2 separate regions of the Homo sapiens genome follow, and region 2 is linked to region 1. Evidence: chromatin contacts called from ENCODE Hi-C or POLR2A ChIA-PET data. All regions are on one chromosome and are shown on one strand. The core of a region is the stretch at or near the end of the contact, and the rest is flanking DNA. Distances in the headings are between cores, read along the strand shown. Region 1 overlaps SPECC1L (sperm antigen with calponin homology and coiled-coil domains 1 like). Region 2 overlaps KIAA1671.

Region 1 (6,667 bases), core at 4,073-6,572:
GCATCTGCACCAAGTACCCTGCACTAGGCCCGGCCACCCTCCCCTCCTGACCTGCTGCAGTGACCCACCAACACCCGTTCTTTCCTCACTCCTGAAGAATCCTACTTCTGCCGCACCAATGCTGTGGCACCTGAACACGCACCCCCAAAAGCTAGTTAGGAACACTCATCAAATGAGCTTCCCCCACAGGGATCTTCGAGGGTTGTCTGCAGGGCTGGGGGCTGACATGGGGGAAGCAGGGGACTGGGGTGGGGGCTGCGGGCCTGGATCCTCTCCAGTGGCCCTCTGGGTAGGGCTTCTTCCCTGACCCTGTCCCCAAGGAACTATCTGGATGAAACATTAAACCATGCCCTGGAGTGCACAGGGTTGGTGTTTCTTGCCAGTTCTAAGGCCCACAGTGCAGAATGGGCTATGGAGTGACAGCCCTCCTCAAGGTGGCAGGAGGCTGGCCTGGCCTGGTCAGCACTGCCTGACTACTCCTGCCTTCACGGAGCTTCTTGGGCCCCTCCTGGTGAAGCTCTTCATCCTAAATGTAGTCACTCAGGAAGGACTGGCTGCTCCCACTAGGAATGATATCACTTGGGGAATTCTGAACCAACCAAATACTCCACACAAGGTGGGACAGGGACTGGTGGGCTCAGCATGAATGACCTGATCCCAGAAGACCCAGATGGCACGAGGCAATCGCAAGCCAGCGCTGTGGCATGTGACCTGCTGAGGCAGGTGCTGCCCTTGGTTCTCAGCCCTCCAACCCTGTGAGGTGGGTGCCAGGAGCTGGCCCTCCATGGCCTACCTTATCCTGGCTGTTCAGTTCTTGATATGGAATGTGGGCAGGGAGATATGTATGCAGGAGGGCACAGAAGGCCAGCCCATCATTCCAGCTGCTGCTGAAGTTTGTAATGTCAATATTCTGAAGGAAAGGAAGAAAAACATGTAACCAACACATGCTGGGACCCTCTTAGGAGATGCCAAGGAGGACGCAGGAGGCCTCAGATGCTGCATGGCCTCCAAAACACAAAACCAAAACCAGGGCAGGGCGGCTGTGTCCAAGGGCTACCTGGTATCTATGACTCCCCAACCCGTCCCACCCACCAGCTGTAGATGGCTGCCCCTACGTGGTCACGCCTGGGCCTGGTATAACACGTGGCGTCTTGCTGACTTACTAGCTGTTGCATACAAAGAGAGGACCCTAGGCTGCTGAAGCTGGCCTCTACCATGACCTGTTGGGGTGACAGTACAGACCAGAGGATGTGGGTGGTAATCAATGACCCCCCCTTTTTTGTTTTTTGTTTTTTTTGGTTTGTTTGTTTGAGATGGAGTCTCACTCTGTCACCAGGTTGGAGTGCAGTGGCATGATCTCGGCTCACTACAACCTCTACCTCCCGGGTTCAAGTGATTTCTCCTGCTTCAGCCTCCCGAGTAGCTGGGACTACAGGCATGTGCCACCACACCCGGCTATTTTTTTTTGTATTTTCAGTAGAGACAGGGTTTCACTGTAAGCTAGGATGGTCTCAATCTCTTGACCTTGTGATCCACCCGCCTTGGCCTCCCGAAGTGCTGGGATTATAGGTGTGAGCCACCGCACCTGGCCGGTAATCAATGACCTTTAAAGCACCATGTATTAAAATGCAACTCATTCTCCATTGGTTGTTGAAGCATGTCAAAGATCCTCCAAGTCAGGGTGTATCTCAAAGTGCGCCCACACATGAAGATACCTTCTGCCCTTTTCACTGTAATGACACCTGCTCTGATGGATGGTGAGAAGCCAAGGAGAGCAACAACGTGGCCCCCTGAGCATTGGTCCAGGCCACGCACCACATGTACTGGAGATTGCTATAGTGTACCCCACCACAAACTTGTGGTTAAAAAAAAGTAATCTGAAAATACAGGTTTCGCTTAAAGATGTCTTTGATGAGGCAATTTAGTGGTCTGATTAAATGCCTCGATCCTCTGTGCATTGGTCTTTTTAGTGTCTGGTGTGGGGAGGTGGGATGAGTACAGGGCTCCTCAGCCCTGCAGGCTGTAGCCTCAACTCTGCCAGGGAGAAAGAAGCATGGGGCACAGGAGTGGGGCAGGGCTGTTCTGTTAAGAAAAGTTATGACTCAGCCTGACCTCCCAGATCAGGGACTCTAAGCTAAGACTTGCAGTCCATCAAAAACCTCTGCAATTTGCTGCCAGGCATGCGCCTGTGGTCCCAGCTACTCAGGAGGCTGAGGCGGGAGGATCCCTTGAGCCCAGGAGTTCAGGGCTGCAGCATGGTATGACTGTGCCTGTGAACAGCCATTACACCCCAGCCTGCCAACACAGTGAGATCCCCCCCATCTCCGAAAAAACACACAAACCACAAACCAAAACACCTCTGTAACTTGAAGGTGTCATCATCTGACAGCCCCCATCTTGCATTAGGAGCCGATTAAGGCCGGCTATGTGCTCTCCATGCCACCTCTTGGTGAACCACCTCAACTTTTTAAAATTTTTTGAGACAGGGTCTCTCTGTCACCCAAGCTGGAGTGGAGTTGACTCACTGCGGCCTTGACGGCCTCCTGGGGTTAAGCAATCCTACCTCAGCCTCCTGAGTAGCTGGGACTACAGGCTGGTACGTGCTACCACGTCCAGCTAATTTTGTTTGTTTTTTTGTAGAGATGAGGTTTCGCTATGTCGCCCAGGCTGGTCTGAAACTCCTGAGCTCAAGCGATGTCACCTCAGCCTCCAAAGCAGTGAAATTACATGCAAGAGCCACTGTACCCAGCCTTGACTTTCTTTTAAGGGGCACCTTATTCCATATTTTAAAGTATTTGTAACTATAAAAGGAATATATAATTCATTTTTTATTATTACTTTTTAAAGAGACAGGATCTCACTTTGTCTCCAGGCTGGAGTGCAGTGGCACAATCATAGCTCACTGCAGCCTTGAACTCCTGGGCTGAAGCAATCCTCCCACCTCAGCCTCCCAAAGTGCTGGGATTACAGGTGTGATCCACCTTACCTGGCCCAGAGTATTTTATCATATAAAATATTCTGCAATTCAGCTGGTATGTAGCCGTTACCCTTATTTGCAACAGTCCTTATGAAGATGAATCTACACATTTCAATTTTCCTAATTCACACTTTATGCAGACACCACAAGCTGAACAAGAACACCTCCCCACCACCATGTCCCACTTTCATTATTTCACGCCACCTTCAACTGCACCAAGAGCCAGCTTCCTAAAATTTTATTATTTTAGGACTGAGAAAGCCCAAATTTTATTATTCAATGCAAACCGTCCAGCTCCTGGGGAGCACTTTATACTCCTCCCAGGAATGAGTGATTCACAGAATGATGTTAACACTATTATTATCATTATATTATTAACTATATCTGTACAGAATCTTACAAAGTTTACAAAGCACTTTACGAATCCTGACCCCTCTTTATATACTGTTAGGACCTAACACCAAGTCAGGGACCTGGCTCAGAGACAAGGGCAGGTGGGGGCCATGGGAACCCAGGCTCAGAGCTGCAAGGATGTGTCCAACCAGCAAGGACCCAAGTAAAGCAGGCTGGGCAGGCCGCCCCTGCGAGGGAGACCGTCAGTCCAGCCTCACAGCTCTAGGCAGGTGTCCTTACACAGCAGCAGACCACGTGGAGGATCACGAGGCTGACTTCTCATCACCTGCATCATCAGAATGTATTGTCTGGCTTCTGACTGCACGTGCCCAGAACGTTCCAGTGTCTGTGCAAAGCATGAGCCTTCCAAAGGACAGCAGACCCAAGAGTTACTTTCACAGGCCATTTCCTCTCATTAACCTGAACATCTGCTGCTTCCAGCTTCTCTGATATGACCCAGAGATATTGTTATAAACTGCTGTGAGGAAAGTGACCAGATTAAGGAACGAGGAAACGCAAACCTGCCAAGAGTCGCAGGGGAAGGTGGCAGCAAGCCTCTGGTGGCTGGTGTGCCGACAGTCTGACCTGGCTACCTAAATGTGTGCCACCAGGCATCCACTGATGTCAGTCCTCCCCAAATACCTAGGCCAGGTGAGAATCCTCTCTGCCTCAGTCTGTAGTCCTCACACTTTCTGGCCACGAAGATGCAGTCCTGAGGGTAAGACCTGCTACATTCCCAAGAGGCCTGGCCCGCCCTCCATGCGGCTCTCTGCTCTGGCCATGATTTAACAGTTACCACTCCATAAAGGGTTCTGATGACCTAATGAAGAAGGTGCCTTGTGGCAAACAGGGCTTGACAGTTACTGCTGACTGAAGACCCCTGAACACACGCACACGCATGCAATCTCATCTCTTTGATCTCATTGGAATCTCAGAAAGCAGCTCTTTAGGGAGGAAACTAGGACCAGGGAGGAGTGCTAGGCAGGTGGCAGAGAAGACAGGACAGGACAGGAACCCTTGCCCTAGGCATCCTGTGAGCAGTACTCACTTTCACTCTCACAGCCACCCGCAGCAGTCTGGAAGGAGGGTGAGGCTCCGAGAGGCCAAGACACTCACCCAGGCCACACAGCTGGTCTCTGGGATCATTCAAAGTGAGGTGTATCATAGGAGGATGGGCCTGCTTTCCTTTAGTTGTCTAGGTAAGATTTCCTAATGCCCTGTGCACCTTTCCACAGTGAAGTAAGTCTAGGATTAGGGTACAGAGAAGAGGCAGGAATGAAGTATGCAAGACAAATGAAGAATGGGCCAGGACTCACTTGCTCCGTAATTTGCAGGGCCCACTACAAAATGAAAATGCAAGGTCCCCTTGTCCAAAATGCAGAGGAAAAAGTCTATTAAAGGTACTAAAAAAAAGAGCCAGGTCTAAGGGACTAAGTGCTTGATGAAAGAGGCATCCTTGCAGGGAGAGGGGGCCAGGAAGCTTCTTAATAACGTGTGGAGCTCTGTGTGAGGCCAATGGCAACGCCTGGCCCTCAGAGGTCACATTCACTTCTGGAGGAAAACAAACCTTCACTTCCTGCCGCAGCCGCCCCTTCTGCTCCCTGAAACGCAGGCAGCTCTGGCAGGGTCGTGGACGTGCCTGGCCTCACCACTGCACAGCGCCTCGAGGCAGAGGCTCCTGTGTCCCATCCGCCTGGCTGTGGGAACCCCAGCCTTCCCCCTCCGCTTCCTCAAGATAAACCCAACACCCCGCCAGGGAAGAAGCTGCTGCTCCAGCACCCCCGCCCCACCTGGAACCTCCGGGAAGAGAGACTTCTTTTACAAAGCATGCCACAGTGACCTGAACCGGGAAGAAAACAATGGCTTCTTCAGTTCCAGGCTGAGGAAGTTCACATTTGAGTACCTGACAACGAAATTTCCTATCAATACAAGTAAAGCCCAAAAGAAGGCTAGCTGGGGGCCCTACCTCCCTTAACCCTTGGAGGTTTGGAGAGCAGCCAGGCCAGACTGCTGCACGTGGCTCCAAGGCACCCTATGTGATAAGCTGGAGGCAGAAAGTAGGGAGCCCAAGTGAAGCTTGAGCGCCCACTGGCTGCTCTGCTTCCTCCCCCATCCACAGAGATCATGTTGGGAGAATGAGCCGGGCTCTGAAAAAGGGGTTCCTCCAGGGAAGTGAGGAAGAAGCCCGCAGCCCTCTGCTCCCAACGTCACTGGCTGTTGCATGGTTTGAAATGTTCCAGGCTGAAAACTCTAACTGCTAATGAAGTCATATTGACTAAATTATAAGAACAACGAAGCTGGGTTCTCGGAAGGCACGGTGCAAGAACACCAGGCAGGAAGGCGGGGAGCTCCCCTCCACACGGCCACCACGGCCCGTTAATATTATGACGGGATCAGTATCTTGGAGAGGAAACACATGAAACGACACAAAATCGCATGGAATCACCAGAGAAATGGCTTCTCCCTTCCTCACTCAGTCAAGACCTTTGCTCTGCAGGTGTGACCAGCACCCAGTGAGGCCTTCTCCACCCCCTACCTGCCAGCCGCCACCATGCACACAACCCGCCAGCTATCCCCAAACCCAGACCACAGTGGGCTCCAGGCTGCCAGGGGAGCACAGGGAGAGGAGAATGATCCCACAGACCAGCTCTGTGCTTGGCCTCTTGGAGCCTCAGCCTCCTTCCAGACTGCTCTGGATGACTGTGAGAATGACAGTGAGGTACTGCTCGCAGGATGCCTGGGGCAAGGGTTCATGCCCTGTCTTCCCTACTGCCTGCTGAGCACTCCTCCCCTGATCCTGGGGCCCTCATCAAGTGTCTGCAGGCGGCCCCCAGACCTGCCTTTTGCCATCTGCCCCTCATGCCTCTGCTCCATGCCTGGACCCCACAGAAGAGCCTGGGAGCAGCCTGGTGCTCTGTCCCCATCTGCATGAGGTCTGGAACTAAACTTTCTGTTGCTTTCTAAGGTGGCAACAGGTGAATCTGCCTGCGGATTGGTGGCCCCTGGAACTTATGATCCCTACCTTCCCAGGAGGGCTAAAATCACCCTGGATGTTCTTGGCAATTGAGGAAAAAAGCTAAAGCTTTTATGTCTTGGATAAAAACAACTCACCACCACCAGTATGAAGCTTGCGGACAGGGGTCTGAGCCAGGTTTGACACTTCCTGGGCACACTACCCTGGCTGTCTTGGACTTCAGTGAAATCCCAGCCCACACAAGATGACGAGTCTTCGACCCCTACTGAAACTGTAATGTGCTTTACATATGTAAAGTACTTTTTTTTTTTTTTTGAGGCAGA
Region 2 (6,683 bases), core at 948-3,447, 560 kb before region 1:
ATGTAGCAAGTGCTCAATAACCATTAACCATGTTTATGATCAATATTTTAGTTGTTGTTAACCACTGTAATATATCTGTCTGGGTGATAACATTTTGCATAATGTTGGTCTGCCTGCCTACCTACCCATTTTTCCTTCATGTTCTGCAATGATCCTATATGGTTTTAGGAATAAACACCACAGAAAGTTATGTTTAAAGATTCCCATCTCTCTCTAGCATGATCTTGGACTTCAAAGCCCTGACCAGGTAGAAGGGAAACTGAGTCACCAGCTGGGACCCTAGCCTGTTCCAGGCACCTACCCTCCCTCAGTCCCCTCCCACTAGACACACCCTGGAACATGAAACCCCCAAGTTCATGCTCCCTTTGGAAGCACTGCTAAAGAAACCTCTCTGGAAACTGTGGCACGTTAAGAATTCCAGCCTGTTTGAGGAAGCACTCAGGCCACAGCCCAGGGGAAGCCCAGGTAACCCCCCAACCCTCTACCTACAAGCCAAACTCTTTCCTTCATGATCCACGACCCCCCCAAAAAAATACCAATTTCTGGGTGCAAATTCAGTACCACATCCCACAGCAGCCAGATGGATCACCCCCAAATTTGAGAGACACTGGGAATGTACCATGTTGTGGGTACAACATTCACACTGGGGGACCCCAGGGGATAACCCCAAGATTTAGCAGCCATCCTTCAGGGAAACTAAAACAGAGAAACAGGGCTCAGAGCATCATAAACTAAAGGCAACCTGGCATGGCATTGAGGTGTCATGAACAAGAAAAACAAGGAGCTTTTCTCAAGAACAGCCCCAGGAGAAGACTCACTTCTACACAAGGGGTAGATGCCCAAATTTGTGGATATTCGGTTGGCAAGGGAGCTATGTCTCACATGGACAGCTCTGGGTAGTACCAGCAAAAATAGGAATAACCACTATGGCTGTCCTTCATTGATCACTTCCCATGTGGAATCAGACAGCTAGATAGTAGTATCAATGACAGCAGCTGGCTAGGCGTGGTGGCTCACACCTGTAATCCCAGCACTTTGGGAGGCCAAGGCAGGTGGATCACCTGAGGTCAGGAGTTCAAGACCAGCCTGACCAACATGGTGAAACCCCGTCTCTACTAAAAATACAAAATTAGCTGGGCATGGTGGCACGTGCCTGTAATCCCATTACTCGGGAGGCTGAAGCAGGAGAATCACTTGAATCCGGGAGGCAGAGGATACAGTGAGCCAATATCACACCATTGCACTCCAGCCTGGGCAACAAGAGTGAGACTCTGTCTCAAAATAAGTAAATAATAAATAAATTACAGCAGCTACAGTTGATTACGATGATTGAGTGAGATAGTGCATAGCAAGTGCTTAGCACAGGGTCTGGCTCAGTCTGCATTGTTGGTGCTGTTATAAATATACTAGATCAAGCTTGTCTAAACCATGGCCCTCGGGCTGCAGGACAGCTTTAAATGAGCCCAACACAAATTCATAAACTTTCTTAAAATGTTATGAGTTTTGTTTTGTTTTTTTTTTTAGCTCATCAACTATTGATAGTGTTAGTGTACTTTATGTGTGGCCCAAGACAATTTTTCTTCTTCCAGTGTGGCCCAGGGAAGCCGAAAGATTGGACCCCTGTACTAGATGATGATGATGATGAGAAGGAGGAAGAGGCACTGACGATGTGCCTGGCTGTGCTAGGAGCCTTTACATGATAAAGGCACATCTACCCTATTAGGTAAGCCCTACCATTAGCCTCATTTTATAGAGACGGAAACCAAGGATGGCCCAGGTTGTATAATGTATTGGTTCAAGGTCACAGAACTAGTACAGCACAGCTTCACTTCCCTACAGATGTCTCCAACCCCAAACTCCCCTCTGAAAACCAGGCTCCATGACCTGCCCTGCCCTATGGCTCCCCCAGCCCTTTCCTCTCTCTGGCCTTCTGGGATCCTGCAGTGTCCAGGTGACATCATGGCTTTCAGACCTTCTTGGAGGTAGTGGGCCGACCTTGTCCTTCTCCCCTGGTGTCTCGAGCCTGTCCTCCAGAAGCCACTGCTGAAGTCAGCGGGGGAGGTGGAAGGGTTCTTGGTGAGCTCATTTTACAGGGGCCACCTCCCAGCCTGCTGGGACTGTCCGGTGGCTTTAACTTGGACAATGCCCAGGCCTCAGCAGGGACAGGAAGCATCCCGGAGTGATAAAGATCAGGACTGGTTTGAGAGTTTGCCCAGAGTGCTTTGTGTGAGTCAAACTCCCTGGCCCAAGCCCCGTTCTGAGCAGTTCCCACCTCGGCTGTGCCTGGCGGAGGGGGTCTTCTCTGAAGCCTGTTGTCTAAATCCACTACTTATCAATTACAGCATCCATAGAAGGGGCCCCTCTCTAAACAGTGCACAGACCTTCACTCATTTAATCCTCATAGCAACCCAGTTTTACAGAGCAGAAGCTGAAGTTCATACTGGGTAGTGATCTCCCTACGGTCACAAAGCCAAGCGGTTACAGAGCCAGGGTGGAATATAAGCCGCCTCAGTATAAAGCCCACATTCTACATGTGCCCCAAGACACGGAGCTGAAATCTCAATCAATATGTATGTATGCAGAGTGTGATGAAAAGTCTAAATCACAGCCCAGAATATTAGCACCAGTTATCTTTAGAATGTGGGATTATGGATTTTATCTCCTTTTTATTTATCTGTACAGGCAGCCCTCAGTATCTGTCGGTTTCACATCCAAGGATTCAACCAAGCTCGGATGAAAAATATTGTTTTTAAAAAATGGATGGTTGTGTCTGTAATGAACATGTACAGAGGTTTTTTTTTGTCATTATTCCATAAACAATACAGTGTAACATCTCCTTACCTAACACTTACATTGGATTAGGTATCATAAGTAATCTAGAGATGATTTAAAGTATTTGAGAAGATATGCGTAGGTTATATGCAAATACTACACCATTTTATATACAGGACTTGAGCTTGCTCAGATTTCGGTATCTGAGGGAGATCTGGAACCAATCCCCTGAGTATACCAAGGGACAACTACATTTTGAAATGTTCAACAACAAAAACGAGGCCGGGCACGGTGGCTCACACCTGTAGTGCCAGCACTTTGGGAGGCTGAGGTGGGCAGATCACTTGAGTCCAGGAGTTCAAGACCAACCTAGGCAACAATGGGAGATTCTGTCTCTGCAAAAAAATTTTAAAAATTAGCCGGCATGGTGGCACACACCTGTAGTCCCAGCTACTCAGGAGGTTGACGTGGGAGAATCGCCTGAGCCTGGGAGGTCAAGGCTGCAGTGAGCCATGACTGCACCACTGCACTCCTACCTGGGTGACAGGGCAAGGCCCTGTCTCAACAAAACAAAACAACACAACACAAAACAAAACAATAAAACAATAAAAATGTATTGCTGCATAATAAGGACAAAAAGAGCATAAAAATTATCAATTTGGAAAATAAAAAGAGAGTCATCTCATGCCCAACACATGCATGGTGTGGAGGGGAAGCCAAGTAAGCAGGCGGGTCCCCCAAAGGATAAGATTATGTAATCAATAAAAGTCTGGGAATGTCTCAGTACTCCAGACAGCTCCATGCACACAGTGGGGGCTTTACTTAACATCACCACCCACCCAGATAGAATCGCACGGACACTCCATTTGTCCCAGTGTCCACCGTGTGACCCTGCTAAGAGCTCCCAGCCAGGCTGAAAGACAGAGATCAGCACCCCCATTCCATGGGTGTGGATGCTGGGGTGGATACAGGAAACCATTCCCATGGCTGGGGAGAAAACAGAGCCAGGACATGACTGCGGGCTGCATGGCTCCGGACCCAGGTGGCGTCTTCTACTATAGGCTGCAGCTGGATTCACAGCACAGCCACCTTCCCGGGGTGACTCAGGCCTCAGGGACAAGAACTGGATGGCACCCAGAGAGCCTCCAGGCATGCCCAACAGACTCCAACCAAAGCCAGGGAAGATGGCTCACACCTGCTCTGCTAGGTCAGCCAGCATTCTGGGCATTCCAAAAATTCCTCCATGCTTTTTGCTGCCTTCTCCCCTGCCCCGCCGCCCCCCTTCCCTACCTTTTAATGAATTAAAGGACAGGAAGGCAGAGGGGCTGTGATTAAGACATCTGCATCAAGGCAGGACTTGGAAGCATTACCACTGCCTTTCTCGAGTTAAATCTGACAGTAACCAGGCACCTCGCCTCTCCAAGAAGAAGGTGGTCTACTGGTTGCCAAAGCGTCCTGTCTCATCCAAGTCTTTTTTTCTTTTCTTTTGAGACAGAGTCTCACTCTGTCGCCCAGGCTGGAGTGCAGTGGCATGATCTCGGTTCACTGCAAGCTCCGCCTCCTGGGTTCACGCCATTCTCCTGCCTCAGCCTCCCGAGTAGCTGGGACTACAGGCACCCGCCACCACGCCCGGCTAAATTTTTGTATTTTTTAGTAGAGACAGGGTTTCACCGTGTTAGCCAGGATGGTCTCGATCTCCTGACCTCATGATCCGCCCACCTTGGCCTCCCAGAGTGCTGGGATTACAGGTGTGAGCCACCGCGCCCGGCCCTCATCCAAGTCTTAAGTGTGTCAAGGGAAACGGTTTTGCTTCAAGGCTGGGGGACAATGGGGCCGAGGCTGGGATCAGAGCCCTAGGCCTGCTGCTCTCTGCCTCCTCTTCTCTGTCCTCCTTGAGGGCGGAGGCCAGGCCCCAGGCAGCTCTGAGGCCCAAGGCCCAGTGCAGGCCTTGGTAAACAGTAGATGCTCAACAAATAACAAAGATGAAAATGATCAACTATCCCAAGAGAAGAAAGGACACACAGCACTGGAACTTCCGATGGGAGAGAAGGTATTTCTGATGGAGTCAGAGCTTTGCAGGAGGAAGACCTGAGTTCAAATACAGGCTCTGCAGCCTCTTACCCCAAGCTTATGACATTGAGGAGGGCTTTATCTTTCTGAGCCTCCGTTTCCTCAACTGTAAAGGGGGTTGGTAATACCAACTGCCTGAGTCATTCCGAGGATTTGACAAGAAGGCACCTAACAGTACCTCCCTAACAAGGGACTTGGCACACAGTAGGCCCTGTCAGCAAATTGTGATTTTTCTAGGCCCTGTCTTTTAAAAGGCTGGTTTTAATTCTTCCCAGAATGTATGGCAGAAATAAGAGGCTCTAGAATCTACCTATCCAGTTCCTTGTCCTCCTGTAAAAAAAAGGTCCAGAGAGGGGAGGGGGTATACTCAAGAACACACAGCACAGAAGCTGGACTAAAACTCAGGAGGCCTGACTTCAGGCCTAGAACCCATTCATTCATTCGTTCATTCATTTGTGACAGGCTCTTGCTCTGTCACCCAGGCTGGAGTGCAGTGGCACAATCACAGCTCACTGCAGCCTCAACCTCCCTGGCTCAAGCTATCCTCATGCCTCAGCCTCCCGAGCAGTTGAGACTACAGGTGTGTGCACCATCACGCCTGGTTAATTTTTTAAATTTTTTGTAGAGACAGGGTCTCACTCTGTTGCCCAGGCTGGTCTCAAACTCCTGGGCTCAAGCAATCCTTCCACCTCGGCCTCCCAAAGCACTAAGATTACAGGCATGAGCCACCATGCCCAGCCCAGGACTCATTTTAATACATTCTATATTCTCTCTCATTGCCTAGAACCTCTTCACTTGATAAGCACAGTCCCAGGTATGCAGGTGAGCAAGCATTCTAGAAACAAAGACAAGCACTTTCCAGTGCTGGGGCCTAAAATGAAAGGGAAAGACAAACTTGGGCAGCTTCCCAGGCCAAAGGGCACTGGGAGTTCCCTAACCAAGCCACTCCCCAGCCCTGCCCAGGGCACTGGGCAAGGCTGAGCGGGCAGTGCCTGCCAAAACCCAGGCTTCAAGTCCAGACAGGCCAGGTGGTGTGAGTGTACAGTGACCTCGGTGCACCCAATGCACCCGCTGGGCTCCCCTTCTGCAGGGAGGCCCTACAGACCCAAAATTTCCTTCCCTCGGCAGTGCTCGCTAAGCCATCGGTAAACAGGACTCCCCAGAAGAGGCTTTCCTCCCTGAGGAAGCAAAACAAAAAGGAAAGAACTATCAACACAAAGTCAGCTGGGAGCCTCAGCCCTGACCTGGGGCCTGTGAAAATACAGCTGTTTCTCCAACAGGCAGGGGTATTACACTGGAATGAGATTCTCGTGTATTAATAACAAAGCTCTAGTCCTCCCTGCCTGCCACTAGCTGCGAAGCAAGGCGTTTCACCTCTTGGAGCCCCAGTTTCCTCATCTATAAAATGGGAATAACACTACCATTTTTCTTCATAGGTTGTTATGAGGATCCTATAAACACACAAAATCTATGTCAGAGGAACTGGCCTATAAGAAGCAGTGAATCAGTGTTAGTTTTTACTTTTTATTACTGCCATTGTTGCTATTTCTGCTACTACAACAAGCAAGGAAGATTTACATTATGATTTATAAAATAATTCTTTGGGACAACTTACACACATTTTTTAAAACCTTAAGCTCATCCTTTTCTTTTTTTTTTTTTTTTTTTTTGAGATGGAGTTTCACTCTTGTTGCCCAAGCTGGAGTGCAATGGCACAATCTTGGCTCACTGCAACCTCCACCTCGCGGGTTCAAGCGATTCTCCCGCCTCAGCCTCCCGAGTAGCTGGGATTACAGGTGTCGCCACCATGCCCGGCTAATTTTTTTGTATTTTTAGCAAAG

The links. A loop is a pair of places that touch in the nucleus more often than their neighbours do. ChIA-PET counts read pairs that join two places held with the same protein, here RNA polymerase II (POLR2A).
Region 2: a map of ascending aorta shows a loop between it and region 1 (8-fold over the local background). The contact joins two enhancer-like sites. A Hi-C loop is called at or near these places in 1 of 168 maps with a recorded cell type or tissue (ascending aorta). POLR2A ChIA-PET finds 5 or more read pairs at or near these places in 1 of 52 experiments (activated CD8-positive, alpha-beta memory T cell).

What each region holds. Positions count from the first base shown.
Region 1 is chr22:24,405,831-24,412,497 of GRCh38, reverse strand. It overlaps SPECC1L (sperm antigen with calponin homology and coiled-coil domains 1 like), which reads right to left. Exons shown (of 17, transcript NM_015330.6): 15 at 794-910. SPECC1L-ADORA2A (SPECC1L-ADORA2A readthrough (NMD candidate)) reads right to left here. Exons shown (of 20, transcript NR_103546.1): 16 at 794-910. Among named protein-coding and RNA genes, the nearest start is that of ADORA2A, 18 kb to the left of the region's middle. RefSeq lists enhancers at 3,108-3,607, 3,608-4,109. Within about 2 kb of position 5,322, at least 8 of the 41 ENCODE cell types and tissues checked have a DNase peak (open chromatin) inside an H3K27ac peak, as active enhancers do.
Region 2 is chr22:24,965,570-24,972,252 of GRCh38, reverse strand. The region is part of intron 1 of KIAA1671; the gene reads right to left. Among named protein-coding and RNA genes, the nearest start is that of KIAA1671, 16 kb to the right of the region's middle. RefSeq lists an enhancer at 2,092-2,675. Within about 2 kb of position 2,197, at least 18 of the 41 ENCODE cell types and tissues checked have a DNase peak (open chromatin) inside an H3K27ac peak, as active enhancers do.